Linked DNA regions of Homo sapiens: region 1 is linked to region 2. Evidence: chromatin loops called from intact Hi-C (ENCODE). Cell type or tissue: HCT116. All regions are shown on one strand. Each heading gives the region's core, and the rest is flanking DNA. Links, peaks and the distances in the headings are about the cores only. Region 1 overlaps PCCA (propionyl-CoA carboxylase subunit alpha). Region 2 holds the start of ZIC5 (Zic family zinc finger 5).

Region 1 (15,742 bases), core at 3,913-11,912, 270 kb before region 2:
GTAGATATCCACAAACTGATTCTAAAGTTTATATGGAAAGGAAAAGACCCAGAATAGGCATCACAATATTGAAGAAAAAGAACAAATTCAAAAGACTAACAATACCCAACTTCAAGACTTACTATAAAGCTACAGACATCAAGACAGTATGGTATTGTCTAAGACAGACAAATTACTCAAGAGCCCAGAAGTAGACCCACACAAATACAGTCAACTGAACTATGACAAAGAAGCAATGGCAATTAAATGCAGATAGTCTTTCCAAACAAAGGGTACTGGAATAACTGGATATTCATTATGCAAGAAAATTAATCTTGCCACAATCCTTATACCTTTCACAAAAATTAACTCAAAATGGATCTCAGACCTAAATATACATTGCAGAACTATAAAATTTCTAGAGAAAAAATAGAAGAACATCTAGGTGACTTTGGTTTAGCAATGAGTTTTTACATATAACACCAAAAGCACAAACCATTAAAAATTGGCACATTTAACTTCATTAAAATAAAAATTTCTGCAGCCCAAATAACATTCTTAAAAGAATAAAGACACAGCCGGGCATGGTGGCTGATGCCTGTAATCCCAGCACTTTGGGAGGCCGAGGTGGGCAGATCACCTGAGGTCAGGGGTTCGAGACCAGCCTGGCCAACATGGCAAAACCCCATCTCTACTACAAGTACAAAAAAAAAAAATTAGCCAGGCGTGGTGGCGGGTGCCCATAATCCCAGCTACTCAGGAGGCTGAGGCAGGAGGATCACTTGAACCCGGGAGGCGGAGGTTGCAGTGAGCCAAGCTCGCGCCACTGCACTCCAGCCTGGGCAACAAGAGTGAGACTCCATCTCAAAAAAAAAGAATAAAGACATAAGTTCTAGACTGGGAGAAAATATTTACAAAACCCATACCTAAGAAAGAACTTGTATCCAAAATACACAGAGCTCTTAAAACTCAACCAGGAAACAAACCACCCAATTGAAAAATTAACAAAAGATTTGAAGAGACATCTCAATAAAAAAGAAACACAGATAGCAAATAATAGCATGAAAAGATGCTCAATATTATATGTCATGAGGGAACTGCAAACTGAAACTATGAGATACTACTATGTGCCTATTAGAATGGCTAAAATCCAAAACACTGACAACACTAAATGTTGCCAAAGATGAAGGACACCTGAAGGAATGTCTCCAAGTTGAAATTTCTATAGCAAGCACTGAAACAATAGAAATAGAGTATAAAATTTCCAACATAGTGGAGGGAGGAATGGGAAGGGGACATAAAATAAGAACAAGAGACATTTTTTTTAAAGTCGTCATCAAAAAGAAGCCAAGAAAGAAAACAGAATCCAAAGAATGGAACAAACAAAACCCCCAAAAAGTAGATTATATAAATAAATCAAAATATAATTTTAAATACAATAAATATAAATGGACTAAACTCTCCAGCTAAAAGACAAGCTCCAGCAGGCTGAATAGAAAAACAATAAAATAAAAATCCAGTCCAAATTTAGATGTGCACTTACAAGAGACACACCTAAAACAACAGTTCACTGGCAGATGAAAAAGATAAAGAATGATACAAGGATAAAACAAAAATAAGCTTGTTTAGGAATATTAATATCATAATTAGACTTGAAAACAAAAATTGGTCATTATGTTTTGATAGCCAAGGAAACACGATACACTGTAATACACCTATTATCTAAACAGGGACAAAACCTAACGAGCAAGGAAAAATTGGAAAATCACTTTTTCAAATATAGGTCCATCAGATATCCAAAAACATCACAAAAAGGCTGGATGTGGTGACTCATGCCTATAATCCCAGCACTTTGGGAGGCCGAGGTGGGCGGATTACTTAAGGTTAGGAGTCCGAGACCAGCCTGGCCAACATGGTGAAACCTCATCTCTACTAAAAATACAAAAAAATTAGCCAGGTGTGGTGGCAGGCACCTGTAGTCACAGCTACTCGGGAGGCTGAGGCAGGAGAATTGCTTGAACCCGGGAGGCAGAGGTTGCAGTGAGCCCAGATTGTGCCAATGCACTCCAGCCTAGGTGACAGAGCGAGACTTTGTCTCAAAAAAAAAAAAAAAAGGCCGGGCACGGTGGCTCACACCTGTAATCCCAGCACTTTGGGAGGCAGAGGCGGGCAGATCATGAGCTCAGGAGATCAAGACCATCCTGGCTAATATGGTGAAACCTCGTCTCTACTGAAAATACAAAAAATTAGCCGGGCGTGGAGGCAGGCACCTGTAGTCCCAACTACTTGGGAGGCTGAGGCAAGAGAACGGTGTGAACCTGGGAGGGGAGCTTGCAGTGAGCCGAGATCATGCCACTGTACTCCCGTCTGGGCGACAGAGTGAGACTCTGTCTCAAAAAAAAAAAAAAAAAAAACCCACACAGGCTGGGCGCAGTGGCTTATGCCTGTAATCTCAGCACTTTGGGAGGCCAAGGTGGGCGGATGACCCGAGGTCAGGAGTTCGAGACCAGCCTGGCCAACATGGTGAAACCCCATCTCTACTAAACTATAAAACTTGGTCGGGCATGGTGGTGGGTGCCTGTAATCCCAGCTACTCAGGAGGCTGAGACAGGAGAATCACTTGAACCCGGGAGGCGGAGGTTGCATTGAGCCAAGATCGCACCATTGCACTCTAGCCTGGGTGACAGAGTGAGACTCCATTGTCTTAATTAAAAAAAAAAAAAAAAACTCACTAGAAGTTTTGAATATCCCAATAGGTAGGTTTGACCTCTTGAGTTTTCTATAAGACATTGCATATAATAATTTGAGAATATACACTCTTTTCAGGAACATACAGAATATGTATCAGAGTGACTTATTCCTTAGCCATAAAGCAATTTTCATCAAATCTGAAAGATTTTTAAATGAAAAACATGATACTCTCTGACCACAAAGCAATTAAGTTAGAAATCAATAATAATAAAAAACTATTTTTTTTTCAGTTATTTAGAAATATATCACTAGGCTTGGCATGGTGGCTCACACTTGTAATTCTAGCACTTTGGGAGGCCAAAGCAGGAGGATCAGTAGAGCCCAGGAATTTGAGACCAGCCTGGGCAACATGGCAAAACCCTGTCTCTACAAAAAATACAAAAACAACAACAACAACAAAAATTAGCCAAAAGTGGTGGCATGTGCCTGTAGTCCCAGCTACTCCAGTGGCTGAGGTGGGAGGATCGCTTGAGCCTAGGAGGTTGAGGCTACAGTGAGCCGTGATCACACCACTGCACTCCAGCCTCAATGACAGAGCAAGACTCTATCTCAAAAAATTAAAGAATTAAAATACATCACCAAATAACATATGAGTCAAAATCATAGCAGAAATCTGAAATTACTTAGAAATGAACAATCATGAAAAATATATCTCAAAGTTATTAAGTACAGTTTTCTGCCCAGATCCCTAGTTCAGGACATTGCCCCAACTGTTGTAAGTATTGTCAACCAAAAGCTGACTTGTCCTCGGCTTTCTGCCTAAGGTCATGCCCCTTCCTAGGGGCAGCCCACACCCCCTAGATAGTTGATACAGGTGTATAAAGGCTGAATCCTCTTGCCCGAACTTGGAACAACTAAAAAAGACCAACAAATATTCACAGCTCTCTAAATTATTAGCTGATGGCTTTGTTGAGAGAGAATCAATTCAACTTTTCCCTTGGCTCAGTTTCCTTCATTCCCCCTCAGGTATTGGTCCCAAAATTATTTCCCCCAATAAGCTTCCAGAGTCTACCTCCAAGGGATTACAAGCTATGATAAGAGGAGTACATTTCAAAAGCTGTTACAGTGATGTAGGCAAGGGATGACACTACCTTAAACAAAGAGAATAGCAACAGAAATGCAGAGAAGTAGATAAATTCAAGAAATATTTAGGAGATGGTGGTGACAATCTGCAAATTTCAAAGCCACACAATGAGATATAATAGTAAACACCTTGTCATGAAGAATGTCTTATTGATGATTACCAAAACTGAGGCTTTTCTGTGTCCTGCCTCTGTAATCTATGACATTGCAGATGGTGGAAACTCCATCAGCCTTAGCCACTGAATAAGGATAGCATAGAACAAAATGCCTCCTTCTCACCCTACAACCTGACGAATGAGAATTGAACACACAGAATGAAGAAAAACTAAATCTGTGTTGTTTAAAGTGACAGGAGAGGGGCTGTAAAAATGTGGTATAGTCGAGGTCTGGTGAACTAATGACAACTCCACAAACTCCAATTAAATTTAGCATATTACTAGAGTTTTCCAAGGAATCTAGTTCAGAATCTACTGGGAAATTTGGCTGCCATGCACCATGTGACTAACACTGAAAAATTCCTGCTGTAGATACAAACAAGGAAACAGTTTAAATTCAAACAAATTGGGGAAATACACTCTACTATCAATGCATTACTCATTTTTTATTTGATCATAATTTTCCACTGATTTTATTGCTCTCTTTAAATCACAAAATAGTTATATTTAGTTTCATCATTATCAGTTTAGTTTTGGAGTATCATTCGAGTTGGCAGACCTCAGACTGAGGTGATGCACATTTGCATCAATACTATTTGGGGTCTGTAATTATCCAGTAACTAGTAAACATATATATGTTGGAGTCTATGATTTATCCACATCTCTACTACTGCGCACACACACACACACACACACACACACACACACACAGCCTTTCCTCAGTCTGTCATACACATATATACAAATAACTATATAAACATATTTAAATAAGAATCAATATTCAGTACCTACAAAAATATAATCCAGATGTATTATACACTAAACAAACCAATACATGACACTATTTTATGACACTATTTCTTTGGCAGAGAAAGGAAAAACTGATTTTGCCTGCCTATTTCTCTCTACTTAGGCAAATAAAAATACTAGATCCCTAACTCTGCTCCAGGGATCGGAAATCAGTGCATTTCAGTGCCCAGATTAGAGCAAAACGCTTCACACACAGGAAGTTTCCAAACAAAAAAAGCAATGTTTTTTTCACATTACAATGTGTTTCCACATTCCTGCCTGAATGTTATGCACAGCCTTTTCCAACAGAGTAATAGAAAAAGGAAAAAAATGGTATTCACGAATGACTAACAATAAAACAAGAGAAAGAAGATGAAGGACTGAGAGAAATAAAGGGAGACAGAAACAGCAAATTTAACAGTAAAAGACAGAAAAAGAACTTGTGAAATTATGCTTAAACCCAAATGTGCATGTTGGAATAATAAAAGAAAATATAAGCACCCATTGGAAAAGAAAGAAGAAAAAAAGCCACAGAACACAAGTTCCTGTCTCCCAGGGAATATCATTCTAATCTCAAATGACCACATCACTTCAATAATAGGAAAACAGCAAAATATACATCTCATTATTTAATGGATTTCACATAGATTATTTTAATGCCATTTTCTTTAACATAACTTTTCCTTAGGCGTTATTCAATCTCCTTAAATATTAAATGTCTTCTCCTGAAGACGAAATTGGCAAATAAATTAACAAGATGTAAGATTGTGAAGAAGGTATAAATTGTAATGTTTTTGCAAAGGTTTCTTCCATATAACCTTAACCCCAGAGTCATATATAACATGTGAAAATTTTTCTAAGCTGCATGAAATAGACAAAATAAAAAGATTCCTGACTTAGCCACATATTTTTATCCCTCTTAAGTATGAATTATTGGTTGTATATAAGCAACAAAAGTAACTTTTTAAAAAAATGTTGTATTATGCCAAAAGGAAGATGAGAAGAATAGGCAAAGGCAAACAGCCAGGGCAGAAAAGAAAGGACTACCATATAGCCCCCACACACTACGCAGAGACAGGGCAGACACACTACATCAGAAGACTAATAGTAAAATAAGTCAAATGGGAGAGCCAGACTTTCAAAGAACATAAGATGTCATGGGAACAGGCTGGTGTAAAGGCAATAAGGTTCAGTAAAAGACTTTCATACATTTGAATCTTAGATTCCTATAAATTTCTATTAGTCCAGCCTAATGAACACAAGGACAGCCTACAAGAATTGATGACTAGTAGTCACTAACAAGTATATACTGAATTTATTTGAATAATCCTAGATCATTTTGTTTCAATTATCTATTTGCTGAAAGTTTATCATGTTTTGCTTAATATTCCTTTTTTTCCCCAGGTATCTCTATTATAAAATTGAAGATTAAGGGGGAAAAGGGAGAAAATTATAGTCAAATTCTGGTCTATAAATATTACAAAAGAACTTTAAATATGTGATTGCTTAATTCATTTCTATACATATATATACATATTTCATTTTGATTTATTCACCAAATAACCACTTGCTGAATATATACTCTGTAACAAGCATTAAGTATTAGAAATACAAAGAAAACTAACTCATGGTCAATTTTACTACAAAATAGTAACCAGCCAGATGTGGTGGCTTACACTTGTAATCCCAGCACTTTGGGAGGCCAAGGCAGGGGGAGCACTTGAGGTCAGGAGTTTCAGACTAGTCTGGCCAACATGGTGAAACCTTGTATCTATTAAAAATACAAAAATTAGCCAGGCGTGGTGGTGCATGCCTGTAGTCCCAGCTAAGTGGGGGCTAAGGCAGATGAATCGCTTGAACCCAGGAGGCAGAGGTTGCAGTGAGCTGAGATCACACCACTGCCCTCCAGCCTGGGCAACAGAATGAGACTCTGTCTCAAAAAACAACCACCACCACAACAAAAATTTTACTATAAAATAGTAATCAAATTAATATAAAGCAATCATTTGCAAAGAAAAATAAAATTTATATATTGCAGAGAATCCTATACTATTTTAAGAAAAGAGCAATCCATCAATATAAATCAGTACATGCGGGGAAAAATATTTCTATATCAAACTAAGTCTTGGGAACATTGCGAGTCATGGGCAACACTTTATGAGATATTGCTCCTGTTTGTTATTATATTTTCTTTTTCTTTAACAATTATTTTAACTCAATCATCACTCCTTTCCTCTTTTAATAGTTACTTGAGAAAAATGTGCCTTATATTGTTATTGGGTAGAATGGTCATTATATATCCATAAGGTCTAATTAGTATATAGTGCTGTTCAAGTCCTCTATTCCCTCCCTTACTGATCTCTCTAGATGTTGCATCCATTACTTATAGTGTGCTATTAAAGTCTCCAACTACTATTGTAGAATTAGTCTGTTTCTCCCTTCAATTCCGTCAATGTTTATCTCAAATATTTTAGGGCCATGTTTCCTGGTGCATATACATTTGTAATTGTTAATCAATATAAAATGCCCTTCTTTGTCTCTTAGAATAGTTTTGGACTTAAAGTTTATCTTGTCTGACATTAGTATGCCACCCCAGCTCTCTTTTGGTTACTATTTACATGGGATATCTTTTTCCTTCCTTTCACTTTCAACCTATTTGTGTCTCTGCATCTAAAGTGAGTTTCTTATAGACAGCATATAGTTGAGTCACTTTTTTTAATCTATTCTTCCCTCTGCTACAATAAGATATTATTCTACACACACACTAGGATGGCAATAGTTTTCCTTATAAAAGAAAGAAAATAACAAGGGTTGGCAAGGATATGAAGAGATTGAAACCCTTATATATTCTTGGTAGAAATGTAAAATGGGACAGCCACCATGGAAAATAATTTGCTAGTATCTCCAAAAGTTACACATAGAATTACCATATAACCCAGCAATTTCACTTCGAAGAATATACCCAAAATAATTGAAAACAGGTATACAAACAAATACATGGACATAAATGTTCATAGCAGTACCATTTACAATAGCCAAGAGGTAAAAACAACCCAAATGTCCATCAATAGATGAATAAATAGATAAGGCCAGGTGCAGTGGCTCATGTCTATAATCCCAGCACTCTGGGAGGCCAATGTGGGTGGATCACTTGAGCCCAGGAATTCAAGATCAACTGAGGCAACATGGTGAAAACCCACTACAAAAAAATACAAAAATTAGGCATAGTGGCACACACCTGTAGTCCTAGCTACTCAGGAGGGTAAGGCAGGAGGATTAGTAGAGCCCAGGAGATTAAAGCTGCAGTGAGCTGGGATCACACCACTGCACTCTATCCTGGGTAAAAGAGCGAGACCCTATCTCAAAAAAATAAAAAACAGACAAAATGTGGCATGTACATACAATAGAAAATTATCCAACCGTAAAAAGGGATAAACGGTAGAACATGGATGAACCTTAAAAACACTATTCTGTGTGAAAGAAACCAGACACAAAAGTTCATATGTTGTGATTCCATTTATTTATATGAAATATCCCCAGAATAAGTAAATCCACAAGACACAAAGTAAATTAATGGTTGTCAGGGACTAGATGGAAAGAAAATAAGAAGTACATACTAATGAGTACAGAGTTTCTTTGGGGAGTAATGAAGATCTTCTGAAATTAGATAGTGATTACAGTTACACAACCTTGTAAATACACAAAAAATCACCGAATTGTGCACTTTGAAAGGCTGAATTGTATAGTATTAAAAATTTATCTTAATTTTTAAAAATCTAATCTTTAGTATAAAAATCTGAACAAGTTACCTGCAGGCCAGGGGGTAGGCGAGAACTGACTTGGAAGGATCATGAGGGAAATCTCCAGGGAAATAGTATGTTCAGCACCTTGGTGGGATTCTAAGTTATATATATATATGCATATGTCAAAATCCACAAATACACACTTAAGATTTGTTCACATTATATTGTGTGCAAATTTGGCATCAAAATAACAAAACTGTATACAAATACTGAATTCAATTAATAACACATGTTGAAGTATTTAATGGGACATATACTGGTTGTGCAATTTACTCTGAAATGCAACAAAAATAAAATGGATTAGTATATGAACAGATAAGTGGTAAAGCAAATCTAGAAAAAGGTTAATAGTGGGATCTTAGTGTTGGGTATACGAGTATAAACCGTAACAATTATTTCAAAATGCCGTATGATTGAAATTTTTCAAAATAAAATACTTGGAGAAAAGTTTATGAATAAAAAAAATCTGCAAATCATGAATACTATGCAGAAATTTAGAAAATAGTTATAAGACAGAGAATGACTGGGTGGCAGTATTAGAGAATCTTCTCTTGAAGACATGATACTTAGGCTAAGATATGAAAGACTGCAAGGAGCTATTTTTGTGAAGATATCAGCAAGAGTCTGCTAGGTCCTGCCATCCCCCTTCACCCCGCAAAAGATTAAAAAAAAAAAAAAACTTATCCTAAGGCCCTGAAATTTGCTGTGTTCAAGTAAGCTAATGTGACTGAAGTATGGGAGGCAGAGAAGGGAGTAGTATACAATAAGACTGGAGAGAAAAGCAGGTGTCAAATTACATAGGGATAGTAGTCAGAGTAAAGAATTGTGATTTTTATCTAAGTTCAATGGAGTCATTACAGAATTTAAAGCAGAAATGGGCTGGGATGAGATGAAATATATCCTTGTTCTTTAAAGATTTTAAATATCTCACTGTCAGCTATGTGAAATGTTTAAGAAATGAAGTAAAGAAACTATTGCCACAGTCCCTGCAAAAGACAAAAGTAGTTTGGAGGAGAGTGGTAGTAATGAAGACAGTGTATATAAGATGAACTGACAATGCCTATTGATGTATTTACAACAGGATGATGAGGAAAAGAGGCATCCAGGAGAGACTCAGTTTTGGCCTGACTGAAAGGGGTGACATTTATTGAGATTTGGAAATTCTGGGAGAAGTAGGTTTGTAGTATGGTAGACCTGAGGATCAAAAAAAAAAGTTTTTATTTAAATTGGGCATGATTTGTGATTGTGAGAAAGACAAGCAAAGGAAAAGAATCTGAATAATCTGGAAGTTGTTAAAGGACAGGTTTTAGATTCACAATTTATTTTCCTTTCAAGAATCAATTTTGACTTGATTGTATTAAGGACCTTTGGCCCAGTAAAAAGATCAAACTTCAATGGAAATCAAGCTCACTGATTACTGTTGTCTATCATTGAGGTTAAAGACAAACTGAGGATCAATAGCTCTGTATCTCTCAACTTAGATAGGTCAAAGTAAAAAATCAGGAACAAGAATGAGAGAAACTAGGTAGTCCAAAAAACAAATACATACAAGTAACATATTAAGTCTTAACTGTCTCTCACCTCATCAAGGATAGGAGACTGTCTGCTTCTTTAATTCCATGTATAACACATTTGAGTACCTTACAGTATTTTACACAAAGTAGTCGCTCAAATTTTAGCTGCCATCCTCTAATCCCATTGGTTTAGACACAGTATAATAAAAAGTCTGTGGTCTTTGGAGTCAAATAAACCTAAATTTAAACCAGGGTCCACCACTCGATAGTTCTGTGACCTTGAGCAAATTACTTACCATTTCTAATCATTAGTTTCCTTAAATGTAAACAAAAATGATTAAACCCAAGAATTAGCATTAGAAACAACATTTCCAAAGTGCCTGGCCTTAGGAAGAAATGCTCCATAAACTGGAGTTACCATTATGTAAAAGGCACTTAATTCATCAATGCTCAATACAGTGAGTTTCCTACTTTGGCAGCATAGATTAATGTTTCCAGAAGAAAAGCAAAGACATGAGAGAGGAGGAAATCACATAAAACAGGATAAACTTCATTTTCATCACATAACACAGAAAGAATTAAGAGAGAACTCTATGAATAGGTATAACACATGGACAATCAACAACTTACAAATGGATAGGTTCAAAGGTTTGATTATAAATCAGTTGTTTAGAACTAGGAACACATTTTCACATGGAATCATAATCATAGTTAAAATGTGATATATCTCAATAAAATCAGTAGTAAAAAACTTACGAAATATCAAACAACACAGAAAGCCAACAGACTTTAATAAAACATAATTTAATTTACTTTAGAAAGTAGCACTTCAAGGAAAAGATTTTATGCGAGGCTTCTGAGGTGATTCAGAAGAGATTTTCAGAGAAATTCTAAAAGCTTTGTAAGAGCTGATGACCCTAGTTCTTTATGGTTTATTTTACCTCAAATTTTATGGTTTCCCTTTCTTTCAGTATAAGCAAAACACCAGTACTCTTATACTTAATAGCCATGATTGCTATCATTTATTTCACAAGCAAGAGAGAGTAATTGGGGAAGAATTAGAAGAAGGACAGGAAAGAGAAAGGAGTCATAAAGGATGTGCCCAAGTACAAAGAAAAAAGACTTAGATTAGATTAGGTAACTTCAGTAGGAAAAAATAAAAAATGAAAAGGAGGTAAAGCACAGCATTAAAATATTGAGGGAGGAAAGCAAAGTGATGAGAACTAGTTAGACAGAGGCCCATCATGATGAGCTGGTTATCTTAAAGGTGACAGGTTATAACGAAAGTGGAAAATGGCCAGGTGCACTGGCTTATGCCTGTAATCCCGGCACTTTGGGAGGCTGAGGTGGGCAGATCACCTAAGGTCAGGAGTTCGAGACCAGCCTGGCCAGTATGGTGAAACCCCGTCTCTACTAAAAATACAAAAAAATTAGCTGGCATTGTGGTGTGTGCCTGCAATCCCAGCTACTCAGGAGGTGAAGGCAGGAGAATCACCTGAACCCGGGAGGCAGAAGTTGCAGTGAGCAGAGATCGCACCACTGCACTCCAACCTGGGCAACAAGAGTGAAAAGTCTGTCTCAAAAAAAAAAAAAAAGAAAGAAAGAAAGAAAGAAAGTGGAAGAAAAGGCATAAAGGAAGCAAAGCAATCCACGGCCTGCTATTTACACAAAGGGAATGCTCGCAAGTCCAAAATTCACCATTCAAAATGTGGCACTGCAGTGTAACTGTAAATTTTCTTCTAATCCCTTTATTTCCCTAAATTTCTCTAAATATTGTCCTTTATGTAGATACTGTAATAATAATAATAACAGTATTATTATATCCAATGAGGTTGATAATAATATCTAACCTAGAACTAGAAAAAGAGCTTTTTAAATGTAAAGATGTCTGACAGGATGGAATTAAACTATTTTAGAAAACTATCCTCAAAAGCCAGTAGGTATATTATATGCCTCTTAGGCAATGAGGAATACCAGTGATTTCAAACCATGAACAGAAACTTTTGATTTTTCTCCATAAAGAAACCACAGAATCAGTTCTATATAGTCCAGTTTATTTAGCAGTCGAGCAAATGTTCCTATGAAGTACTGATAGGCTTTTTGAAATGTTAATGATTCTGAAAAAAAAAATGAAGAGATGAGGTAGTCAGATAAAATAAGATTTTCTATGGTCTGGTCTTAAATCCAGGACCTATATCAATAAGATAGATTTTTGCAAAGCAAACAACAAAACACACTTAATGATGGGCAAAGCCCAAATAATTTAGACAGTACCAACTACAAACAAGGGTGCAATAAGCCAAACTGCTTTTCAGGTCACTAAAGACCTGCTAAGTTAGACTGTCCCATTTGCAAAGAACACGCTTACTAGTACAAGTGATCACTTCCAGACCAATAAGATATTTCTACATATCACAACTATATGAGCTTTGCCAAATCAAATGCTCTCTAGAGGCAGAAAATAGATCTAAATAATCTTAGTGAGAAAACAGGCCTACAGAAATGTTCGTGTGGCACGATGAGATGCTTGGACTGAGGCGTACAGGAATGCTGAGAAGACGCTGGGATCCCTACAAGCATTGCCTAATTTCTCTCATCTGTACAAATTTCTGTCAAATGTATACAATTACTGATTTGATTATTAAACCTGCAAAGTTATTTAACAATATTGTTAATCCATATAATAGCATGCCCTTACACATTTTCTCAATTAGCAGATACCAAAAATAGTTCTCATGACCGCCAAGAATATTTTTAAAATTAAAAAGTTGCGAGCCAGGGGCGGTGGCTCACGCCTGTAATCCCAGCACTTTGGGAGGCTGAGGCGGGTGGATCACCTGAGGTCAGGAGTTCGAGACCAGCCTGGCCAACATAGTGAAACTCCATCTCTACTAAAAATACAAAAAATTAGCTGGGCGTGATGGCAGGCACCTGTAATCCCAGCTACTAGGGAGGCTGAGGCAGGAGAATCGCTTGAACCTGGAAGGCAGAGGTTGCAGTGAGCGGAGATCGTGCCATTGCACTCCAGCCTGGGCAATGACAGCAAAACTCCATCTTAAAAAAAAAAAAGGAAAGAAAAGAAAAAGAAAAGAAATTAAAAAGTTGGGAAACACTGCCCAAATACAAGTACATGTAAAACAGCCATTAAAAACTCCTCCAGTCTACCTTTTATTCCAATTTAGATCATTCAGTTCTAATTTCCCACATCTATTTTATCTTTCCCATCTAACAAGATTAAGTTGATACCTAACATCTTAGCAAAAGGCAAAAACTTAAAGAACTATGTCACATATGGTATCTTCATTTTAATCCAAATGTTCTTAATTTTAACAAACCACATTCAACTATGTACATATAAATTGACATTAAACTTATATCCAATCTTTAGAATTCTTAAGACAATTCCTTCTTTGAATTAGCCTGTGATCTCATCTTACAAAAGAGTTATGTATAGTTAAGGTCAAATTACTCTTTACAGTCTCCTTTAATAATAGAATTTGGCAATTCAACTGATACATTCTTCCAGAGCAACAAGTAATCAAAATCTAAAACTATTAAAGTATTATTTGCTCTATGGGAATTACTTATTACCTGTTGACTCAACCGTATCTGCTGAAAGACACAGAAATCCTACCAAAGTTAATTTAAGGACTTACCAATTTCCCTTGCAATTCTGACAGCTTCTTCTGCATCCTGTAAAAGCAGGAAATGAGACTCAACATTAATCCCATGAGGCATTGCACAATGTCTTTAGGGCAGTCATATATTGCACTACTGTCTCCTCCGATTCATTTAATGTTCAATTTTACTACCTTCTAACCCTTTTCATTCAGAGAAATGTAAAATTAATACCATAAGTGGAATGTAAATTCTACCTCATCATTATTATATTAAGAAACTCAAAGCAGTTGAAATGAGCTGGCAGGAAGCACTACCAGAATTGCCAATGATTTGGTGCAGTTGCCGGAATTTAATGGCAGAATTTAGATGTTTACAATCAATACTGAATCATAAATCAGGTCATTAAAGCTTGTCCGCAGCCAGCTTGTTTCTGTCCAATATTATGTGTCATGTTTTCCTAGATTCTGTCAGCAGGGGGAGTTGATTCTCTATTGTTTGGGAGTAGTTGATCGATTTTGCAGAAATATGAAAGTTAATTTCCAGTACCTACAGGAATTACGAATTGTTCCAAAAAATCCTTTTGGTAATCTGCATTACCTTTTCTTTTCTATTGTTTCTTTCTTTTTTTTTTTTTTCAGGTACATATTTTATCTCTACAATTGTATCTTGTTACATAAATTAAAAAAAAACTTTAATTTCAACGAACCAACTACTGGAGGAAAAAACTCCAAAAAGCAAAAGAAAGAAAATACCTTCCTAAACAGTAAGGGGTAAAAGTTTATCCATTTAAGGATTAGTTATTGCTAAATATTAACCAATGCCACTTCTACCTCTAAGAAGATGAAAAGACAAAAACTTCCCTTGAATCTAAGTAATTTCACTGATCATTAACCCTCACCTAACACATCCAACACAGGACACTGCTGAATCATTTCCCCAAATAACAATAAAGATAATGTTGAAATCTAAGCCTCCTTCGTGTGTGTGGGTATGTGTGGGGTGTGTGTGTGTGTGTGTGTGTTTGTGTAATTCAGTGACACAAACTAAACTACCACAAAGACTGACAATATTGTTTTGAAACCACAGCTGGTAAGTGTGACTGAATTTTTAGAAAATGACTAAAATGCTGAAGTGAAGCCCAGTGTTTTTTAAGCTTTTAAGCTAATACGTTTAAAATGTAGAGCAACCATGTCAGAATCCTCCGAGAAGGGGGCGGGGGGGGATGTTTATAACTGGTTCACTTATGTCTAATAAAAAAAAATCTTCTTTAAAGTTCTTCAGTACCTAATAACATCCCCTGAATAAGGAGGTTGGCAGGGGAAGTTGTCAGAAAAATTTAATTTCCTTTCATTAGCCAGTCTGCTCCACAAATAGGTGCTTGTTAAGTTCAAAGGGGTCCTGAAAGCGACATCAGTTTTAAGTTGTTTTTTTTTTTTTTTACTCCAAGCAGTCACATCTGCTAATGAGATTTTCCAAATAACAATTGTTTTCAAGTCAGAGATAAATCTATATCTCCCACCCTATGCCTTCCAAAATCAAGGTTTACTGCTTTATTACACGTTGCTGTTTTCGCTGACCCTACATTCTCCAAACTTTAGCTTAAAGGGATGAAAATCCATGAAAAGGGTCATTTAAGAATGTTAGTGGTTTCCACACATTGAGTTGGAAGGTTCTTTGTTCCAGCCAGTGACAGTTATTGGAGAATACTTCCCCTTAATAGCCTCTCTGTCAGGAAGTGTTAAACCTGCCAAATGCGAACAATTAGTGCCTCTTGAACAAAATACAGGAAGAGTGATGGCTGATGAAGACTGGATTATAATAAACCTAGAAGAAAACTTTTAACATTTCTTTCCAACGTGATGAGAGAAAATAAACTGCTATTGTAAAAAGTTCATCACTTGAGAGAACTAACAGGCAAGTTTTAAAAGGTAATTCAAAAATTCATTAGACATATTTTGTCACTTATTTGAATATACATGTTATAGCTGGGTGTGTATGGATACATAAAGCCATATCTATATCTGACACAGCAAATTAAAAATTCCAC
Region 2 (15,742 bases), core at 3,984-11,983:
CGCTCCTGGCTATTCTTTCCCGGCTCTAGTTCTCCTCTCTCTGCAGGGCACAGAAGAGCTGAGCCAAGTTCAAAGTCACGTCGCCGTCCCTTCTCAGAAGTGCTTTATTTCTCTACAAACCGCAAAACCCCTTTACTTCATGACTTTTTTTTTTTAAGGAAGGAAAGTGAAGAGAGAGCTAGAGAGACCAAGGGGAAAAAAAAAAGCATGCAAAGGCTTTCAGAGTTACTGCCTTAAAAGTAGACTCGGGTTCCTTGGCTGAAGGAAAAAAGCGGCCAAGCGGCGTTATGCACAGTGTGAGTGAATTCAGTTTTTCAACAGGTTTCTGGAAGGGCCCGTCTGTGGCAGTGTCAGGGCCGCAGGACCCACAACTGTCTCCATCCGGCAAACAAGTCCCCTCTTTGTAAATTTCCCAAAACTATGCTTCCGAAATCTTACGGAGGCTGCGTGCGACTGGGCGGCAGGCCGGGGCTTGAGCGGATCCAGCTCAGGGCCGCGGGGGCCAGTGTTCATTTCTCGGCAAGTAGAGGGAATGGCAGCGCGATGGAGAATTGGGGTTGTCTTCAAAAACCAGAAAATCCCGCCAAACACCCGAGCGCCCATCAACCAAAGCACCTCGTTGCGGTTTGTGGGCCTCTGTGAACAGTGTTGACTGAGTTCTTTTGTGGTATGGGGTGTGTTTTGTGTACCTATGCATAAATATAGCGTGTATGCACACACTATACCCTCACACACAAATAGGTATACATTGCTGGACAGGAGAAGTCAAAGAACAAGCAAACAGAATTGACCTTTACATTGAAAAGCAGAAGCTCTCGGTTGCCACACCACTCAAACTTGTAATTTTCCTCTTAAGGAAGAAGGTGGAAACGGGGGTAGTGGGAAAGAGTTGAGAGAAGAAATTAGAGAAACAAGTGACCAAAAAAAAAAAAAAAAAAGCAGGGGGGTGGATTTCATAGGATTCCAGCACCATCATCTGTATCACAGACTCATAAATTCAACAAGATCATCAACAGGATATTAAGTTGCAAGGCACCTTTGATTCCGCCTTCTCAGCCACTCCTGGGCTGGGTGACCCCTGACCCATGAAGGACCACATGTGTGGTGCGGGAGCCCCCTCTATAAAATCCACCTAGAACAAAAGTTCTTTGTTAGTGCTTTAGAGAAGTGTAATGTAAAAGAAGGGGAAATTGTGAAAATCTCAGCCAATGTTGTAACTTTTAAATACCATTTTTAAGAAGTGGGGGTGCTGAATGAGGTTGTGATAGGATAAGGCCCTCTCTAGTTTGCTAAAAGAATGTCTTTTCTTCCTACAGTTAAAATTTACTGTTCTGTAACTGGGCTTATAAAAAGTCTCCATATAAAATATGTGCTCACCAGCAGTTTAGTGATAGGGATGTAAATATTTGTGTATTTGTCAAAAGGGACTCAGAAAAAATAGAAGACATCAACCACCCTGGCCTTTACCCCTGCAATGGTGATAGTCAGTGGTTGTGGTTTTCCAAAAGGAAGAGAATTAATTGTCCTTACTTGTCTTCTCCTTCCTGATGGGAGTGATTCTACTGCTGAAAAACAAACAAAACCAAACAACAAAAAATAGGAGGCATTAGCTTACGTGAATGTGTTTAATTATTCTGAAGACCTATCCTTTGGGCTCCCAGGCGAACTATATCCAGAGAGATTGAATACAGATGACAGGCGAGCAGCTTTCCAATAAACTGCAGTATTATTGCAATAGACTTTGTAATACAATTTATGCTGTCATTCATAAATAACAGTGCCATATGTCAACCATATTGCTTACACAAGTAAATCCATCAACGTGTCACTATTTGATTTATCTCAACAGCTTCTTCAAATATTGAAGTATAGATATTGGAAGGGGTGTGGAGTGGGAGGAACTACCCAAGAAATTTGAGATTTTATTTTTAACCGCACAAACTCTACTTCTCCTTCATTTCCCATCCAAAAACATCCTAAAGGATAAGAGATGAAGGGGAGGAGAAGCACATCGAGGGGCCAACACAAATAAATATTGGGTGGTTATATGAACTGTGAACATGTAAGAGAGTTCTGTCGTTGTTTTGACCTTCTGGAACATATTTTAGAACAATAATGCATTTCCCAAGAAATTGTCAATCCTAATGGTCAACTGTAGGTCAAAGGTCTTTCTCCAACAACCTCCATCTCTGAGGGTAGAAATGACTGCAAACCAAATGAAAGTATTTGATAACAGTCAAATTGTATTGAACTTATTCTTTAGTAGTAAGGAAGTAAAGGGAGTGATAGTTTTTCAATGGCTTTCAACCACAAAGGTGAGGTGGACATGGGATAGGCCCACTTCATGACTGTACAAACAACAAGACAAAACAAATCTCCACAGAATCCAACGTATCAGTCGTGGCCACACAGCCCCAGTCTTCTGCCTTTTCATCCTCATTAAGTCTACATAAGTGTGATAGGGCTATTAGAAGCACTTTTCTGGATACTTTTAGCTCCACACATATCCGTGGAGCCTCAGGACTCAGCGCCACCTCAGGAGGGCAGTAACCCTCCGAGAGCCCCTGGGAGGGCTGCCAATTGCGGAGCGATTCTGAGCACCCCAAGGCCTTGGGCCAGTCGCAGCCCCCAACGCAAGTCAGATTGCGAGTTGCCAAGGCCGGAAGGTGGGGATGGGGGATCCGGTCCCTGCCTCGTGCAGACGGGGCGGGCGGCCAGGAGAGGCTGCCCTGAAACTCCCTGCCTAGTGCCTGGCCAACCTGATTTGGGAAAACCCTTGAACCCAAAGTCACCATCACTTACGGCCCTGGCGAAGCTCTACTAAAATACAGCTGTGCCGGTGCCTTTGCCCACCCCGCCCTAGCTTTTACGAAAGGTCTCAGTGGACCATCAGGCCCTTTCCAGTGTCTGCTAGCAACCCCCTACTTCCGCGCCTGTTAAGCACCCATTGGCGCCCTTGGGCTGGGGTTCAAAGGTCCTTCGATTCCCCTAGTAATTTGGGTGCCCCATTCGCCCTTGAACCCGCCCCTGGCGCGGCCTAAATGACACTAGATGCTCCAAACCCGCCGACACCCAGTCCTTCTGCAGGGAGGCCGCTCTCACAGAAACCACGCGGGACCAGCGAGTCGTAAAGCAATTGCAGGGGCAATAAAGGGCGGTTCGGTGGGTCCCCCAGCTCCTTTCTTGTCCACCCCACCGTCCCCGAGATCCCCCTCCCTCCGCCTGCAGAAACAATCAAACAAAGGCTCAAAAGCCAGGAAATGTCCAATTCACTTCCCTTAGAGTTTATTAATTGCCCACACCCCTCGCAGGAAACTTGGCTGTGTTCGGTGACATACAGAGGGCACCGGGGGAGCGGTGGAGCCTCAGTCCCCCACTACGCGCAGCGGGAAGCCGCAAGCGCCAGCTCGAGCATCCCCAGAGATCGGGTCCCGTGGCCTCCAGGCAGCTGAGCGCGGTTAACTCAGCCAACCTGGGTTCTGGTTAGCTGGCCATTTACTGGGCCTCTCACCTCCCCAACCTACTCGCGCCTTTGTCTGGGGTTGGAAGGAGGTTGGGGTTCGGGGTGCAACCTAGAGGTCTGGAAATACACGCCCCGCAAGAGCCCTTGCTAACTCCAGAAAGGACATTTCCATGGCTTGCCACTTTGCTGCCTCCACGCAGGCACCTCCGCTGCAAAACGCAGAAAGGGGCATGGATTTGAGGACTGGCCCTGACGACCAGCACCACCGTCGAAATATGCGGGCCAAACCCCCAGAAGAATTGGCATAACGCCTTCCACAGCCCCCTGCTTTTAAAACTAGTATTATTATTCCCTTCAGCGCCCTGGAAATTGTTGGTGTTTATTTAGGAAGTGTGACAGAATTATTGGGTCTTCAGAAACTTGGGATGTTAAGGGGGTTTGATTTGGCTCCCAAATAGCTTGAAAAAGAAACAGCGCACCTGGGGTCAGGCGGGTCATCACAATAACAAAAAGCGCTTCTACAAAATAAAAAGCTCTTTTATAAAGAAAGGCAATCCCGGAAATCCACTGCAAGCCTTCCTGATGACCATCTAGCTAGGCCTATTCTCAGGTTTAATTGGCAGGCGGTTTATTGGCGCCTTATTGGTGTTGATTGAAATTTTGCTCCCAGTCTTTTCTTTTAAGAATTAGCATCTCAAGTCGATTTACCTGAGTCAATTATCTTTTTAGGGTCTAGGTTTGGTCATAAATTTGCAAATATTCATTAAACTCACTTTGTAAATATCCCTCTTTCCTATCGCTACCCAAATCTCTATTATTTCCTAAGAAAGTCTTTTCTTTTTTAAGGCTTCCATAAAAAGAAATTGATCAGGGAGCTATATTTGAATTAAGACATATTAAATCGATGACAGATACATATCACGCTGTGTTTAACAAGAGTTGTACAAGGAGGCGGGTTCCAGATTCCGCACGGCTCTGCTACACCATTATTCACATTTTTACAGCCTTTCCTTCATGCCTTCACCCATTAAACCATTAAATTTCAGCAATTCAATAAAACAAAGCAGTTATAATTTTGACGAAAAGCTATTTTGAAGGGGGTGGAGGTACCCATTTTATTGCACAATAAAAATGCTCAACAGTCCATATTAAAGGCTAGCTTGTGTTTATTTTCTTCTTTCTTTATTCATTTTGTTTTGTTTTGTTTTTACTTATAACCTGCAGGATTGAACCCAAAGCTGCCATTACTGCAAGAATTAATGCTTATTGCCAAGAAATTCAAATAAAGGAAACTCATTGGAAATGTTCAGAGAGGAAACGATGACAGTGATAATTCCAAATATGATGCTTTCTCCATAAACTATCCATAGAGATGGCACAGCTCTCGATCAACCTTTGCCTGGTTGGCTTGAAATGTTTTAAGTCTTTGACATAAAAATTGTGAAAGGACTCGTCGTTTCCAAAGTGAGATGAAGATTTTGTTACTGCTGTTTATTAAAATTTTTTCGTTGTGTTTCCACACATGCCTTTAATTCCCCATATTTGAACTTCATTGCAACTTAAAGAAAAAGTCCATTTGAAATTTGATGGTAGCATTGTCTTTGTTTGCTTGTCAGTTTTATAAAAGAAATGACATTCCTAAGTCTCATACCGAAGCCCCCTGTTAAACATCGTTCACACCAATGTGAATGGCACTATCGAATCAACTCTTTTCAGAATATTTCTGATTACTTCCCACGGCCATCTCCCCAATAACGGCTTTGTGCAGTCTACTTTTACTTGGACTGCAAATGAATTAAGTTGGAAACATATTTTATTGTATCCCCAAAGAAAAAGATCACATTCTAATCATTATCACTTTTTTTTTTTTTACAAGTAATGTTACGGATGACAGCAAAATACAAATTTTAAAATCCTGGCTTTAATATTTGAGCATTTTGTAACATCACAAATTTCAAAAATGCTTTCTTTTAAAATCTGAAAAGGACACTTTTGGGGCAGTAAAATCCTTAATTTGGGGGGAGGGTCCCACATTTCTCCGCCCACCAAAAAGTGATGCAGGGAATTTCTATTTTTAAAAAATCGATTTGATACCAAACCTCTGGAAAGGGATGGGATTCGCTTTTTTAAAAGCCAGTTTTTATGGTTTTCAAATAAGACATCTTAGAGGTAGACTGGTTTATGAGAAAACGATAAAAAGGTGAAAGATTATTCTATCAGTAAATAAAAAGCAAAGATATTTCTTGATTTCAAAATAATATTTTATTGGATCAGTTCTAATTGTGGATCAGTCAAAGAAACTGAGGCATACATGTGGACTGTGGACTGGGATCTGGACCGGAAGGAGAAATTCTACTTAAAGGACGGTGCTTATTTAGCGGCTTCTCTCTGCAGAGATGCCGTTTGGCCTGCCCCGCCACTGTATCTCCGAAAGGCAAAAGTTAGAATCGCTGCCCGATCTCCTCTCCCCCGCCCCTACTGTAGATCTAATTGGAAGTGGCAGATCTAGAACCGATGAGTAGTGAGATTACACTTCCATCCAACTCCTTTGAACCATGTTGAAAAGGACTCTCCATGAGATAAAAAGTCGAGGTAAAACGGTTCCTTTGGGGGAAAGACTTATTTTGACTTCACCTGGTGTTTCGCGGAGCCAAATCACTCAAGTTGTCTTGCAACCAATAGACTTTATCTTCTTCACTCCGTCTACTGTCTATGCGCCCTAGGTGAGCGCTAGGCAGGTTGGGTGTCCAAACAAGAAGTTTCTAGCATCACCACTACAGGTAGGACGGGCTATTCACCCTTCTCTCCCAAACAGCAGCCCAGGGCTCTTCCACCCCACAAGAGAGGTGGAGGTAGAGGCAGAAAGTACTTGGGTGCCAGAAGGCACACAGAGAAGTGAGGCCAAGGTTTTTGAAACTGGGACTGCCCCTCGGGGGTCCTCAGCCCCTCACCACCCCGCGCCCTCTGCCCGCGTGCCGGCGCGCGCTCCGCGAGGTGCGTCAAGGAAGAGCGGGGCGCTGCGCGCGCAGGCCAGGCTCAAACTTTCTGCAAGTGCAACTTGGGCATCCCCGGGGAGGCGGGGACGTGTGGCTCCAGCGGAGGAGGGGGCGCGAAGCGAAAGCGCAGGCGGCCGCAAGCACGGGGGCGAATCCCCGCTGGGTCGAGGGCCTGAACGGGAGCCAATCGAGCAGCCGAGGCTACTGCCAATCACGCGGCTCCCTCCAATCCCACCCGTGCCATTTCCAAAATCTCGGTCCCACTGTGCAGCTCAAATGTGGTGTTCACTCTGCCAATCGCTGGAGGATAGAGTGGGAACAGGAATAAGCAGAGTTAAGAGGCCAGGACAAAAGAAGTTAAAGAGCGCCCAATACATACATGTTTTTGAAGGCGGGCAGAGGGAATAAAGTCCCCCCAGTGAGGGTCTATGGGCCTGATTGTGTAGTTCTGATGGAGCCCCCTTTGAGCAAGAGGAACCCGCCAGCGCTGAGATTAGCGGATTTGGCAACGGCTCAGGTCCAGCCGCTTCAGAATATGACAGGCTTCCCGGCGCTGGCCGGCCCGCCCGCCCACTCCCAACTCCGGGCCGCCGTCGCGCACCTCCGCCTGCGGGACCTGGGCGCTGACCCCGGCGTGGCCACCACTCCGCTCGGACCCGAGCACATGGCCCAGGCGAGCACGCTGGGCCTCAGCCCTCCCTCCCAGGCGTTCCCGGCACACCCGGAGGCTCCGGCAGCCGCCGCCCGTGCTGCAGCCTTGGTCGCGCACCCCGGCGCGGGCAGCTACCCCTGCGGCGGGGGCAGCAGTGGCGCGCAGCCCTCCGCGCCCCCGCCCCCAGCCCCTCCTCTTCCTCCCACCCCTTCACCCCCTCCCCCTCCCCCGCCTCCTCCTCCTCCTGCCCTCTCGGGCTACACCACCACCAACAGTGGCGGCGGCGGCAGCAGCGGCAAAGGCCACAGCAGGGACTTCGTCCTCCGGAGGGACCTTTCCGCCACGGCCCCCGCGGCGGCCATGCACGGGGCCCCGCTCGGAGGGGAGCAGCGGTCCGGCACCGGCTCCCCCCAGCACCCGGCCCCGCCTCCCCACTCGGCCGGCATGTTCATCTCCGCCAGCGGCACCTACGCGGGCCCGGACGGCAGCGGCGGCCCGGCGCTCTTCCCCGCGCTGCACGACACGCCGGGGGCCCCAGGCGGCCACCCGCACCCGCTCAACGGCCAGATGCGCCTGGGGCTGGCGGCGGCAGCGGCAGCCGCGGCGGCTGAGCTGTACGGCCGCGCCGAACCGCCCTTCGCGCCGCGCTCTGGGGACGCGCACTACGGGGCGGTTGCGGCCGCAGCGGCGGCCGCCCTGCACGGCTACGGAGCCGTGAACTTAAACCTGAACCTGGCGGCTGCGGCGGCCGCAGCAGCGGCCGGGCCCGGGCCCCACCTGCAGCACCACGCGCCGCCCCCGGCGCCGCCGCCGCCGCCGGCGCCCGCGCAGCACCCGCACCAGCACCACCCCCACCTCCCAGGGGCGGCTGGGGCCTTCCTGCGCTACATGCGGCAGCCAATCAAGCAGGAGCTCATCTGCAAGTGGATCGACCCCGACGAGCTGGCCGGGCTGCCGCCGCCGCCGCCGCCGCCGCCGCCGCCGCCGCCACCGCCCCCGGCCGGCGGCGCCAAGCCCTGCTCCAAAACTTTCGGCACCATGCACGAGCTGGTGAATCACGTCACGGTGGAGCACGTGGGAGGCCCCGAGCAGAGCAGCCACGTCTGCTTCTGGGAGGACTGTCCGCGCGAGGGCAAGCCCTTCAAGGCCAAATACAAGCTCATCAACCACATCCGCGTGCACACCGGCGAGAAGCCCTTTCCCTGCCCTTTCCCCGGCTGCGGCAAGGTCTTCGCGCGCTCCGAGAACCTCAAGATCCACAAGCGTACTCATACAGGTGGGTGTCTGTCCCCGGCCGCGCCGCCGCCGCCGCCACCAGCTCCTGCGCCGCCGCCGCTTCCGCCGCTGCTTCTCCTCCTCCTCCTGCTCGCCTTAATTTTTTTCTCCTTCTGCTGCTTCTCTTCGCATACGTATAACCCGGACATGTGACTTCTTTTTTTTTCTCTCCCCCCCTTTTTTTTTTCTATGAATAAGTAATTCGATAGCACACACAGGCCCCGCGTTGGGTTCCCACACGGCGGAGTCTCCAGCGCGCCCGCAGCCCCTCGGCCGGGACCCGCAACGCGCGCCAGCCGCCGCCGCCGCCACCTCGGAGCAGACGCAGCAGCAGCTGGAGCAGGAAGGCGCCCAGGACGGTCGGCAGTCCCCACCCGCCCGGCCCTGGGAAGTCTGGGAGGGCGATGGAAAGAGAGGCCGGGCCGCCCCGGCAAGCGCCTCTCTTCCCACCGGGTCGTAGGCCCCGCGCAGTCTCCGCGCTCCGAGGACCGGGCGTGGGATTTGCTGCCGGATTTGGGCCGCCCGAGGCAGGCCTTCCGGGAGGGGAAGGGACCCCTCCGGGAAGACAGGAATGCGCTTTCGGAACCCCGGAGACCACTCGCACTCGCCCACCGTGACACACTCTTCACGCACACCTTCTTCTGCGTGCGTCTCCCACAACTTTACACACTCATATCCTCCTGCGCGTGCACCCCATTCCCGCGACACCTGTGTGTCCTCACACTCACATCATTTACACGCCCCACGCGCCCTCTCACACGCAGTATCACACTCGCCCTGGAGGGTGCTGGAGTTGACATCTGCCTTTCTAGAGAAGGTTCTAGTTGTAGGAGGACCCGAGCCTCCCACCATCGGTGAGGCCTACCCTGTCGTGGAATTGGTGGGGAGCCACCGGCGTCGTGGGGACCCTCCCACCCCACCTCAAGCCCTGCCTCTGGGGATCCCACAGCGCTGAGGAGGGCGGCTGCGGCGCGAGGCGGTGGATGGCTCCTGTGGGTCGTGTGCCCCCTTTGAGCGGACCAGCGCGTCGGGCGGAAGCGCTGATGAGCGCGAACGCAGTCGGGATTTATAGGGACAGATACGATTACCCCTCGGAGGACACTTAAGTAACTGGAGTTTACGTTCAGTAATCACTTGGCAGATTTATCGGCGCTGCTGCGGCCAGGAGGTAGCCGCCGGGTCCCACGCTCGGGCCGGGGGCGCTCGGGGCTCTGCGGGGGCAGCAGCGTCGGGGTGGCCCGAGGCGGGAGCCTTGGCTTGGCTCCTGCGGGCCGCCTGATGGCCGGTGGGGAGCACGTTTTCCCAGGAGCCCCTTTTCTCTCTAATCGGGATCAGTCCGCCTTAATGATTTTTCCAGGAAGAAACTTCCCAGGAGGCTCTCGTAAAAACGCCCTGGCCCGCTAAGCCGGCTGCTCGCTCCTGTGCCCAGCACTTCTCGGCAGGGCAGGATCCAGGGACCGTGAAGCCGCTCCCCAGCCCGGCCCCGAAAGGGAACTCCCAAGCGCGGGGCCGCGCGCGGCCTAGGGCCCTTCCCGCCTGCCCAGGCCTCGCGAGGGGAGCGGCCTTCCCTAGGCGGCTGCCGGGAGCTGCGGGCGCAGAAGCCGATCCGGGCCCCCGGCGGGACAGGCCACGCCCTGCGCACTGTCCCCGGTGGCTTCCCGGGGCACGCGCGCGTGCGTGGGGTCGGGGGGGGCGCGGGGGACCCCAGGCGGCGAGGGGACCCGCGGTCATTTGGGTTTTTGGCTCTGCGTCTCGCGGACGGTTGCATTTCCTGCCCCCTCCCGGCGGCCGCGTGGGCCCCACCCGGTGGAGCGTGGGGGTCCCTGCGGGAGGGACGCAGGCGCCTCGGGTTCAGACTCCAACCCGCGCTTGGTGTTTCTGGCGGTCCCTGGGCCGCTCAGCTATTGGACATTGTGTTCTGAGAGGGCCCATCCGGACTTCTTTCCCTCCCTGCCACGCCGCTCTCCCTTTTGGGGGTTATCCGGGATCCCGGAACGGATTGATCAAAGGGACTAATCCCCGGGCCACTTCCGAAGGCCCCTTTCCTGACCCACGTGCCCCCAGTCCCGTTTATAACCGTCCCGCGGGCCCGACTCGCGCTCTCTCGGGAGAGGGAGCTGCTAGGAGCTGGCGGGGTCCGCAAGTAGTTCCTTACTTTCCCACAGGCTCCAGGCTCTCAAACTCTGTAAATAGTTAAATTCTGACGTGACTCGTCTATCAGAATCTTAAATGTAAACACTGAGGTCTCTCAGCCTTTCTAGTTAGGTAGAATTTGCTTATTCCCCTTAGGCCCCCTGAACAACACAGGCCTTTCCATCGCCCTTGCCTTGTTTTCTTCTGTTTTCTCCGTGCACCTCTTCCTTTATTTAACTCTAATGTTCTACCTTTCCTTCCACGACATCTGTCCCTTTCCTGAGTCTAATTGTTCCCCTTTTTCATGTGCAGTGGAGGAGTTAGCAGTGTTCAAAGCGTTTCTTCACAACCCGGGATATGTAGGTTGAACAGAAACGACCATGCTCAAAAACAGCATTGCACCTTCGCGTAGGGTGGATGAGTAAACCCATGTAATTACGCCTCCATATTGAAGAAAGGCTGATTTTAATTTCTTAAAAAGAATATGATGTTAACTTGGTCTTATCTACGACTTAAAGTGTAATGTAGAAATCAGGACAAATCACTGATGTTTTGATAAAAAGGGATTAGCTTTGTTTTTGTTAAAGCTCATCTACAGAGAATTTTTCGAGGTTGTGATTATCATGGGGTTGTTTTTTCTCTCTTTATACATCACTGTAGGAGGCATATTTGAATAATGTCTAATTCTGTTTTTAAACAGTATTTCCAGGTAGGGAAAGTTAAATTCCAGGCATCTGCCTGAATACTCTCAGATGTGCTAGCATACTCTGCCATGGAAGCAGTTATCGTTGGCGAAATATTTTTTAAAAACTCACTACAGTAAAATATCTGCAGAGGGTGTAAGAAAAGTCACCACAGAAATGTATGTACACTAAGCTGAGGCTTAACAGTTTGTTTTTGAAAACAAGTTATCCAAAACAAAAGAAAATGTCATACCTAGTGTATCACCAGAGTAGCTGCTGAAATATGAGAAATTCAACTTTATTTTTAAATTATTTACCTAAAAGAGGAAAATATTAATTCAATAATATGTATGAAATGACTTGTTTAATTATGGACTCAACTCTATCAAGTTCAGAGATACCAAGGGGAGAGGGAAAATTCAGTTAGACTGTTACCTGCTGTCTTCCTTTTCTTGCTGTTTAACACCAAAATGTAGTGTGGCTGAATTTCTCTAGTTGTCTTATTAAGTATTTCCATTTCCTGGACTAGAGGCCTTGTGTTTAAAGGCGTGTTTGTGGGGTGGTTAGGCCAGCTTAAGGAGGTGACAGCCAAAAGACCCTGGCCTTTTTAAATTTTTTTAAGGTCTTTTTGACTAGTAAGCAATGTAGGGAGCTGTGAGAGTAAGTATACTTATGGCATAAAGTAAAGGTAGGTTCTGCTAAGGCTTGTGGTCTTTATTAATGTATGTTAAAGCTCGATCTGCTGTGCTCTTAACTGCCCTGCAAGTAGTGAGGAAAGCTGTAGAATGCAGAGGTCAACAGCCTGTTCTCTGCCCAGCTAGCCCTGTAAAAATCGAGTGGTGGGAGTATGTTTCACAGGTGCCTCTATTTCTAAAGAAAAACATTGTTTTGTTTTACCTCTTTCCCTTTCCCATCTCCACGTTCTCTCCTGATGCCCCTCTCCTTCAATGAAATCCTGGAGAACACTGAAAGGAAATGCCATTATTATAATTTGACTGTACCCCCCAGTTTACTTTTAATTTAGTGTATGTGTTTGCTTTTTTCTCTTTTTCTTATACGCTTACTTCCGCCTGTGGCTTTGGAAGTATCATTTTGTGTTTATTTTGACAGGAGGATCTCCTGCTTGTGTTTTTGAGTGTACAGACCCTGAGGGGAGTGTGTCTGTCGGGGGAGGGGGTCTGCGGGTCCCAGGTGGGTTTCAGTGTTACATTCTGGCCCTTAGCTCAGCACTAGGGATCTCACCCTGATCCCTCTGGGACTGCAGGGCCTGACAGCCTCTCAGGAGCCCAGGTCCAGGCAAAGCCACCAGGTCAGCAGAATCCAGGCCCATCCCTGAAGCATCCCTTCCCTTTTGTGAATTAGGAAGAAGAATTAGGCTGGGAGTTGGTCTCTGGGAGAATAGGAAAAACACAACCTTGGTTCTGCTTCAAGATTTCTGTCAAGAGAGGGGTCTTGGAAAGCCATTGTTGACCTTTCCTGTGTTTCCTTGCAGGGGAAAAGCCTTTCAAATGTGAATTTGATGGCTGTGACAGGAAGTTTGCCAATAGCAGTGATCGGAAGAAACATTCCCATGTCCACACCAGTGACAAGCCCTACTACTGCAAGATTCGAGGCTGTGACAAATCCTACACTCACCCAAGCTCCCTGAGGAAGCACATGAAGATTCACTGCAAGTCCCCGCCACCTTCTCCAGGACCCCTTGGTTACTCATCAGTGGGGACTCCAGTGGGCGCCCCCTTGTCCCCTGTGCTGGACCCAGCCAGGAGTCACTCCAGCACTCTGTCCCCTCAGGTGACCAACCTCAATGAGTGGTACGTTTGCCAGGCCAGTGGGGCCCCCAGCCACCTCCACACCCCTTCCAGCAACGGAACCACCTCTGAGACTGAAGATGAGGAAATTTACGGGAACCCTGAAGTTGTGCGGACGATACATTAGAATTTATTATTAATAATAATAAGTGAAATAATAAGTGGGAGTCCTTGGACCACATCCTAACCTGAGACAATGCCGAGCCTGAGACAAACCCGTGACTCAGACTTGCCACCGGGTCTAATTAGCCCTATTTATTCAGTATGAAACCCTATGGTGTTTGTACATTTAATTAATTTAATTAAGATATTTGGGCTTTTTTTTTTTTTTTTCTTAAAAAACAAACAAAAAACAACCAAGCTGGACTTGTACATTGCAGGAGGATGGGGCTGGGGGCAAATTGTACCAAGGAAAATGAATGGAGAGATTAGTTAATGGCGATACACACTGCCGATGCAATATATATATATATATATATATACATATATATATATATTATTTTTTTTAAAAGGGGGAGAAAAAGAGCATTAAGTCAGAACTTAACACAGCACCAAGGCCCTCTGCATTTCCCAGAGTGCCTCTCAAATGCCTTTGACACCATACCATGGGCTGCTTTTGAGCCTCCTTGTTGGACCCTAATTCTGCCAAGGCCTCTTGATTGTAAACCACACACCTGCTGCATTGCCAACAGATCCTGTTCCGTACCTGTGTCCAAAAACATTTGTAAAAACCCTTTGAGTTTAATATTTGTAATTTTTAATTTCCACTCTTTTATTACTGATCTTAGCTTAATACAATATTTTTATACAGGATTATTTCTTCAGTATCCTACTGTGTGATTTTAAAAAAAGATGCAGCAACCTTAATATATCTCCATATCTTGTGCTACTGTGATTGTTCAAGCAAAAGTGGAGAGAAGAAAAGCTGCTGCAAAAGACAACTGTGAAACTGTGATATTTTATAAAATAGAAGAAATTCAAGTGCTTTCTTTTTCCTATATGTTTTTTTTTTTTTATCTGAATTCTCAGATACTGCCTCCTAACTGTGTCCAAACTTCTTGTGTAATAAAGAGATTCTGTTTTCGATCCTAAGTTCTTTGGGATGCCAACATTCACAGTCAAGTCTTGAGGAGGTGTGATGATGGCATCATGCCTATTTTTTTGGAAAGCTGTTGTTTTTAAAACAGGCCAACACCTCTTTTATACTGTTGTATCAGCCTTTTAAAAAGTCTATTTTTCAATGCCTGAAACTGCATTTTAATGCATTTTCTTCCACCTGAGCACTGAGCACACCAAACTGGAATCCATTTGAAAATGACAGTGTGTGAAGTGTATGATTTACATTAAAAGAGGGGAGGGAGTTGCCATACATATTAAAAATTTTTAAAAGGTTTATAGTTACCACCAAACACTGATGAATGTGTGACCTTTGCCAGAGCTGTCAAGCTAGGATAAAAAAGGTCAAGGACCTAGGACAATAACTCTTAGTCGATTTATTTTCGGTTGGTACAACACATCTCCTGTGCAAAATGTAGTCCATCAGAAACATCCTACAGATACACTAAAGAGCACTAATTTATCCTTAGAGACCCCGAAGACACCCCCTCCCCAGGGTTTGTAGAAATTTGTTTTGTGTGCTGTGAGTGGTTGATGTAGTCTTGTCATTGTTAATAACTTGTATGTGAACACTATTATTTGTACAGTTGAATTAATTTATTTTCAGACATCATCCTTTTTTTTTTTCTTTCCTGGAAGAGTTCAAAGCACACCAAAGAATTATATTATACATTTTGGTGAAAGATTGTCATTTATGATCCATGGTTTATTTAAAAAAAAAAGGAAAGAAAATGGAAAAATATATTTTTAAGCTTACTTGAATGAACAACGTAATGTGAAAACCAAGACTCTTCCTGCATGTCTTTTTTGCATTGTGTTGATAAGATTATATATAGTTTATAGATATATTATATTACTAGTACAGTGCATGGTGCTGTCACTTGGAAAGCCTTTCAATGTTGTCTTCAGATTGTTGTGATGAATATGAAACATGCAGACCCTCCTTTATAAAGAAAAAGACCTTAAAACTTGAATATGAGATAATTTTACATTTTAAAAGTTTATTTGATTTTCATATTATTCACTTTCAAAGCCCTTTCAAATAGAAAAGGTATGAACTTTTGGGGGGATAATTTATGTATCGTAAACTTATTAGAACAAAATATTCCTGATGTATAATGAGTTGTTTTATTTATACAACTTTTTCAATGGTAGTTTGCACTATTCTTTATTATGCTACAGGTTTATTTATTATGAAACAAAGGAATATGTATTTTATGTATTTTACCATGCATAGGTTAACTCTTTGCCACAGATTTATTGGTTCTTGATACACCTAAAATAAAAAAAAATGTGTACCTCCAATAGAGAGCAAGCAAGAATGATTATGAAGTAACAAATTTAATAAAGGTATTCTTGTTATTATTGCTTATGTTTTACATAATGGCATATCTCTCATACAAATAGAACAGGTTGCTAATGGAGTGAATGTCTTCCCTTGGTCTCTTGATTTCTCAGCCTCTCCCCAAGCAATACAATATTTTTGCAGCCTGGTTTAACTTAACAACTTACAAGCTTATCTAGGAAACACAGATATTTATGAAGACTAAGCCTTGCAGGTTATACTTACAGTAGCATAAATCTTTTGGGTTACTGCATTTATTTGTTAAAATAAG

The links. Hi-C counts contacts between places; a loop is a spot of excess contacts. Peaks named below come from ENCODE experiments on the same cell type or tissue, not always from the same donor. Only the 100,000 strongest peaks of a DNase experiment are listed, where the experiment ranks them.
Region 1: a loop joins it to region 2, with 4 times the contacts of the local background. A loop is called at or near these places in 12 of 110 quality-filtered maps.

The regions. Positions count from the first base shown.
Region 1 is chr13:100,233,867-100,249,608 of GRCh38, reverse strand. PCCA (propionyl-CoA carboxylase subunit alpha) reads right to left here. Exons shown (of 24, transcript NM_000282.4): 8 at 13,731-13,767. Among named protein-coding and RNA genes, the nearest start is that of PCCA, 150 kb to the right of the region's middle. In HCT116, for the core only: no CTCF peak of the experiment used is centred there; no DNase peak of the experiment used is centred there.
Region 2 is chr13:99,962,772-99,978,513 of GRCh38, reverse strand. ZIC5 (Zic family zinc finger 5) reads left to right here and starts at 6,747. Exons shown (of 2, transcript NM_033132.5): 1 at 6,747-8,387; 2 at 12,695-15,550. The coding sequence starts at 6,911. The coding sequence ends at 13,137. RefSeq lists enhancers at 3,217-3,757, 3,758-4,300. In HCT116, for the core only: no CTCF peak of the experiment used is centred there; a DNase peak (open chromatin) is centred at 8,063; H3K4me3 peaks cover 4,468 bases; H3K27ac peaks cover 4,517 bases.